2 separate regions of the Homo sapiens genome follow, and region 2 is linked to region 1. The links are chromatin loops, found by intact Hi-C in ENCODE. Cell type or tissue: dorsolateral prefrontal cortex. All regions are shown on one strand. Links, peaks and the distances in the headings refer to the core of each region. The heading gives the core; the rest is flanking DNA. Region 1 overlaps DUSP16 (dual specificity phosphatase 16). Region 2 overlaps BORCS5 (BLOC-1 related complex subunit 5).

Region 1 (2,909 bases), core at 170-2,669:
GGAAACAGGTTTCCTGCTTCTCCTCAGCAATTTGTACCTTTCTTAATCTTCCCATAATTTACCTCCCTAGGAAGTTTCCTATAAAATTCTGCCATATTATTACATTTTACCAACTGTATCCATGCAGTGAAGCAGAAAGGGCAAAAACATCTGCTTTGGCTGAGAATTTGAAGGTGCTGCTGCTCTGCTACCAACCCAAATAAATTCACATTTGGCTTGAAACCAAGTTCATCTTTATTTAAAGGATTGACAATCCCATTTTAAACAATTCTTTGATTTACAAAGAGGGAGGTAGACTCGTTAGCCTCCCAACCTTAGCTTAAATCGTGATGTTGCCAGGTTCCTGGTGGTTCAGCTGAATCCTAGACAGTTTCCCTTCTCTTCATAAAGCTGAGAAGAAAAAAAAATTATCTCCATCTAGGCCCACGGGAATTTTGTGCATAGACAGTTTGAATTGGTCTGAAAAGTGTGACTAGCTACCTACCTATTCACAATGCCTAGAAAATGGGCTACCAGATATGGTAGTGGTCAAAGCCCCGACTTTCCTGTCTGAGGTACTGGGTTTGCTCTAAGGTAGACCTTGGCAAGGCCCCTAATGGTCCGTCCAGCAGAGTGATGCTCGTGTCCCTCGGCTGTCAGGTGAGCGTGGGTTTGTGAATCAGCTTTGGATAGGATCATTTCTCTTGGATTTACCACTAGGCTCTGTCCCTAACAGGGTCTACCTACCTGACCCCCAAGCTGGCTCAGTCTCAGCGCTAAGGTGTACTATGGAAGGGTCCGGACAAAGACTAATATTTGAGATCTCTTAGTAGCACAACGTGAAAATGGTAGGGGATTTTGTCCTCCAACACCAAAGACACTTGCTTTTTTAAGAACAAGAGGATGTGTAATTCACTGAATAAAATGGTTTTCCTCCGTCTAGGGGGGATTCTAGCATCTGCCCTTCCATTTTTGTTGAGAGAAGTATTAGCTGATCTCTCAAATGCAGATGTTAAGAGAGTAACAACTGGGTTGATCCACCTGTTGCTTTTACACCATAGCTCCATTTTCCAAAAATATATATGTATGTACATATATATATTTCAGATTTACAGGGAATTTTTTTGTGAACAAGAAAAAAAAATTGTCTATAGAAGTCACAAGTGTCTTTCTTCTCAGGAGACCTCAATGATTTCCATGCTGCCCGAAAAGCTAGACTGACTGCCCACTTTCCCCAGCTCTTCCCGTGACCTGTTCTCTGACATGATGCTCTCTCCAAATTCCATTTGGCAGCTTCTGCGTTTAAACTGCTTTTCAAAGGGGCTCTCTTCATGCCAGCTCCGCCGCGAGTCAGCTCTGTCACTTGGCTTCTGCCGCCTGCGCACAGAATAGACTTGGTCTCCGCAAGTGGGCAGCTGGCTGCAGCTGTAGGCAGAGTAACTGGCACTGCCTCCGTAGATGGCTGAGGCAGAGTAGAAGTGTGAGGACTCTGTGGCAAAATACCAGCTGCTGGTCAGGGAAGGGGTAGAGGTCTGGGGGGCCAAGATATCCGAGTGCCAGCCCTTAAGGCCCAGGCCAGCAGACTTCGTGAGGTGCTGCTGGCTGGTGGAAAGGCCGAAAAGGAAGCTGGTGTGGTAATTGTCCTCCACGCTCCCACTTCGATGCAGTGGAGATAAAAGGGACCTCTGGGCGGTGCCACTGCTGCTGGTTCTGACCGAATGCAATCGCTTGCTCTGGCTGTCTGAAGGCCTGGCGGTCTGCAGCTTCTTGGGGATGCTGGCTTCCTCCTTATCAGGACTGGTTTCGGGAGTCTGCTCCGATAGTTCCTGAACAGGGGAGAACTGGCATAGCTTGTTGGTCCCATCCAGAGTAGTGGAAGGTTTGTAGTATTCCAAAGCATCTTCTGATGAGGAGAAGCCATGTAAGGATGCTGCCATGCTGGCTGAATATGAAACTGATTTGATATCCAGAGAGAAGGAACGCTTGAGCTTATTGCTGTCTTCCAGCCTGTCTGCGGACAGGTGCAGCCCACTGAGCGCCTGTACCAGCGGGCTGTCCTCTAACAGCGACGGCTGCACGCTGGGCACGCTGGGCACGCTGGCGGGATGCACGGGCCTTTGTCCTGCTGCCTCTGAGGTAGCAGAGTCGGCACAGGGTGGACTGAGGGGCGTCTCGCTTTTCTGTCCACCCTCTGAGACAGCAGGGACAGGTTCATTTGGCTTCTCCAGGTGCAGCAGCTTGAGTTTGCTCTTTGGCCCTGATGCTCCAGTCTGGTTCTTAATCTTCTTCTCATAGTCCAGGAGTTGGCCCAGAAAATTGAAGTTTGGAGATATAGTAGGTCTTTTTTCTTTCACAAATCTGCAGAGAGAGGAAAAAACAAAAACCCGAATTTTACAACTACACTTTATCTTAAGAATATTAAGTGAATAAATGAGATAGGGAATTATCAGGCAGACCTCAAAAACTTTGGAAGATGATTGGTTTACAAGTTCGGGGAGATGCTTCAAGGTGGAGAATACAAAGGCCCTAGGCACTGGGGAAGCTTTGCACACATCCTGGAGTATGCCAGAAGAGGCAGCTGGGCCCCAAAGGCTCTAGTTTTTGTCTCCTTATTTTCAAAGGCCCAGGGCTCCCAATGCAGCTGATAAGAGATGGTATGGGGTTTTGTTGGTGGTGGTCTTTTTTTTTTTTAAGAGACAGAGACTTGTTCTGTCGCCCAGGCTGGAATACAGTGGCATGATCATAGCTCACTGCAGCCTCGAATTCCTGGGCACGTGCAGTCCTCCCACCTCAGCCTCCTGAGTAGCTGGGATTACAGGACTACACGCTTGGCTAATTTTAATTTTTAAAGTTTCTTTTGTAGAGAAAGGGTCTCACTGTGTTGCCCAGGCTGGTCTTGAACTTCTGGGCTCAAGTGATTCTCCCACCTT
Region 2 (2,909 bases), core at 148-2,647, 78 kb before region 1:
CCTGGTCAGCCAGTACTGGAATGTGACAGAACTGGCATTTGTGCCCAGGAACAGCCTACGCTGGGAATTCGCTTCTGCATTCTGATAATTAAGTCTGCTGTGCTGCTAATATTGTTCCCTGAAGGAAGGAGAGCTAGGGAATAATATCATTCCCACTTGTACCTTTTAATTAACAGAGGAGTGGAATGGAAAGAGTTTTAAAGAAGACTTTGATGAGAGAAGATCGGTACCTGACATAGTCTGGTAATTCCATCATTGTCGAACACATTTTAAGAATACCACCGCCAGTTTTTTCAGTGAGCTAACTGAAAATAATTCTAAACTTTGGCTTATTTTATGTGTAGAATAAAATTATTGATTTTCCAAGAGCATTCATTAAGAAGTGCCTTGCTAAGAAGTGTTAAGCGTGAAGTAGTGTAATATGTCTGTCCTACTATTTTAGGGGTCACTCCTTCTTCATCTTCCTCTTCTCTTTCCTCTAAGTAACCAAAGCTCTTCACCTAGAATGGAATTTGGGGCTTACATTTTCCTTACTATCATATAGCTGTTTCTTGTTACCGAAAGCAGAGAGAGCTTTTTCAGGGAGGTTAAAATTATCGTTATCTTGTTATAGTGTTATTTTTTCCTTCTTAGTAAGTTAGGAGCAATGCTTTGTCTTCCTGAAGCTGTCTGAAAAGATGCTTGTATACATGTGTATAGCGCTTTGGGTCATAGAAATTAGGTGTTATGTCATCTGTTTCAGAAGATGCACTAATGCATCAAAAACAAGTGACAGGGAAAACAATGCAGTGAGTAATCTTGTTGCCTCAAAACTGAGCAAACGTTTTGGGAGAGCAAGTTCTTGCGGGACATCACTAAATAAGAATGAGTTGATGTCACACTTGGCAAGAAGCAACTCTTTAAAATTTTTTTTTTCCATACAAATAGTACAACATGACTGGGAGGAGGGATTGTGGGCAAAGGGTAAAGAATTATGGAGGGAAAATGAGCAGGAGAAGGAATGTGAGAATGAGCTGCTTGCTACAAAAATAATTAATATGTAATCAAAGCCATGTTTGTTTTGTCAGGAAAAATCTGAGTCAGAACATGAGCTGATGAAGGGGAGAGATGTTTACCATGTCCTCCCCCACACCCTCAGAGGGCCGTTGTGTGCAGATCCCTGCGGAGGGTTGTGTAACCATCTTGACTCATTTTCAGGGAAGAATGGCCCCTGTAGCTCTTTTGGCTCAATATAATGCTGCATCAAGGATGAGTGAAGAAGTCTCTGGAATACAGTGCTATCAAACTCAAAATATGGTCATTTTAATGAGAATTTCCAAACACTAGGAGGCAATACTGTGCAGACCTTGTGCCACCACCTGCCTCCCCCTTCCCAGATATCTGTGCGATATTGGGAATTCAGGCAGCCCAATCGATAGCTGATTTTACCTTTTCCTACAAGGCAGAAAATGTCAAGATTAGCCAACTATTTATTGAAATTAGTTGGAGTTATCTGGCTACATGAGTGTCTGTGGTCCAGTGTATCATAATAAGAGTGGGAGAGACGGTTGGGGTGCTACTGGCATCTTGGGTGGGCCAGCCTTTATTGTGTGTCACTGCCGTGTATTGGCAATTTTTGTCCCTGCCCACTGAATTGCCAGTGGTGCCCCAGTCTCTGCGATGGCCAGGAGAGGCCTTCCTTCTTCCAGATTACCTCTGTGTGTTTCAGGGGGGCTAAAACAGTATGTGTTTTACAGTATTACTAAGCAGCACAGTTTTCTTTGTTGTTCCTTAGCATAAAGATCTTGGAAAGTTTTAAGAAGTTGTGTGTTTATACTGTAGCATAGGTTTCATTCAACCTATCACTCCTATTCACTCCTCAGAGTGAATTTCAGGGAAAAACAACAGTATTGGGGGAAAAAGTTTGGAAAAATTGGATGGAGGGAAGGAAAAAAAAAGGTGAATTGCAAAAGGGTTTCTTACGTAGCCCACTATTGTTCCCCAAATCAACACTCACTCTCCAGCTCTTTGGGTGGTTGCTCTGCATTTTCAAGAGGCAGCCTGGGGTGGAGGTCAGGGTTGCAGGTAAGGTAGAGGGGAAATAAGAGAGGACAGGGAAGAGGCAGGCATGAATAAAAGATTTGGATTGGAATATAAAGATGGAATACAATGGAGATAATGAAAGACCATAACAAAGAAACAGGAGATTTTACATGGCATTGTTAAGCTTACAATGTTGGCATTTTGGGGACAATTCTGAGTACCACAGATCTAGAACTTCTAAAAGAAAAACCCTCTGAGATAATTACAGCAGTTAAAGACCTTCACATACATGTTGAATTAATAGTATTTAATGTCCCTTTGTAGGTTTCAATCTTTTAAGCCTGTCCTGCCAAAGACTGTGTCCTTCTAGGTGCTTAGCCAGTAATTTAGGTGTACTGTCACCAGTTGTTTCCGTCATGACTTCTAAGTCTCAGCAGCCATTTTCCCTTAGGTTTTATTAACTGAGTCAGTAACTCAAAGTGTCATTGTTTTCCACTCATCTGGACTTTCTGAAAATAACACAGTGCTTTATTGGAAAAGCTAAGCATAGACATTAGCCAAATGTTTGCTAAAAATTAACCAAATTAAATGTTATTAAATAAGATGTGCAAATAGAGGAAAATTTTGAGAAGTATGAACAAATCCCACTAATCTTTGTTGTCAGTCACTACTTAGAACCTTGGCTTCGCACCAAGGCTGAATTAAGTTGAAGAATGTTTTCCGTAATGCTTCCCCTACCTTTTAAGTTGGTTTGAAAACATTCAGTTGCATGTGTACCACTGGATTTTTAGCTTTTTCACTAGTTGTTACCCTGGCAGCCTTGATTCAGTGAAAATCTTGTTTTTATCACAGGCTATTTCTCTGAGCAGCCAATGTTTCACGCTCTC

The links. Hi-C counts contacts between places; a loop is a spot of excess contacts. Peaks named below come from ENCODE experiments on the same cell type or tissue, not always from the same donor. Only the 100,000 strongest peaks of a DNase experiment are listed, where the experiment ranks them.
Region 2: it touches region 1 in a loop (3-fold over the local background); 9 of 110 quality-filtered maps call a loop at or near these places.

The regions. Positions count from the first base shown.
Region 1 is chr12:12,475,679-12,478,587 of GRCh38, forward strand. DUSP16 (dual specificity phosphatase 16) reads right to left here. Exons shown (of 7, transcript NM_030640.3): 7 at 1-2,337. The coding sequence ends at 1,155. Among named protein-coding and RNA genes, the nearest start is that of DUSP16, 86 kb to the right of the region's middle. In dorsolateral prefrontal cortex, for the core only: no CTCF peak of the experiment used is centred there; a DNase peak (open chromatin) is centred at 1,363; H3K4me3 peaks cover 1,195 bases; H3K27ac peaks cover 2,500 bases.
Region 2 is chr12:12,397,380-12,400,288 of GRCh38, forward strand. All of the region lies in intron 2 of BORCS5 (BLOC-1 related complex subunit 5), which reads left to right. Among named protein-coding and RNA genes, the nearest start is that of BORCS5, 42 kb to the left of the region's middle. In dorsolateral prefrontal cortex, for the core only: a CTCF peak has its summit at 1,326; no DNase peak of the experiment used is centred there; H3K27ac peaks cover 2,500 bases.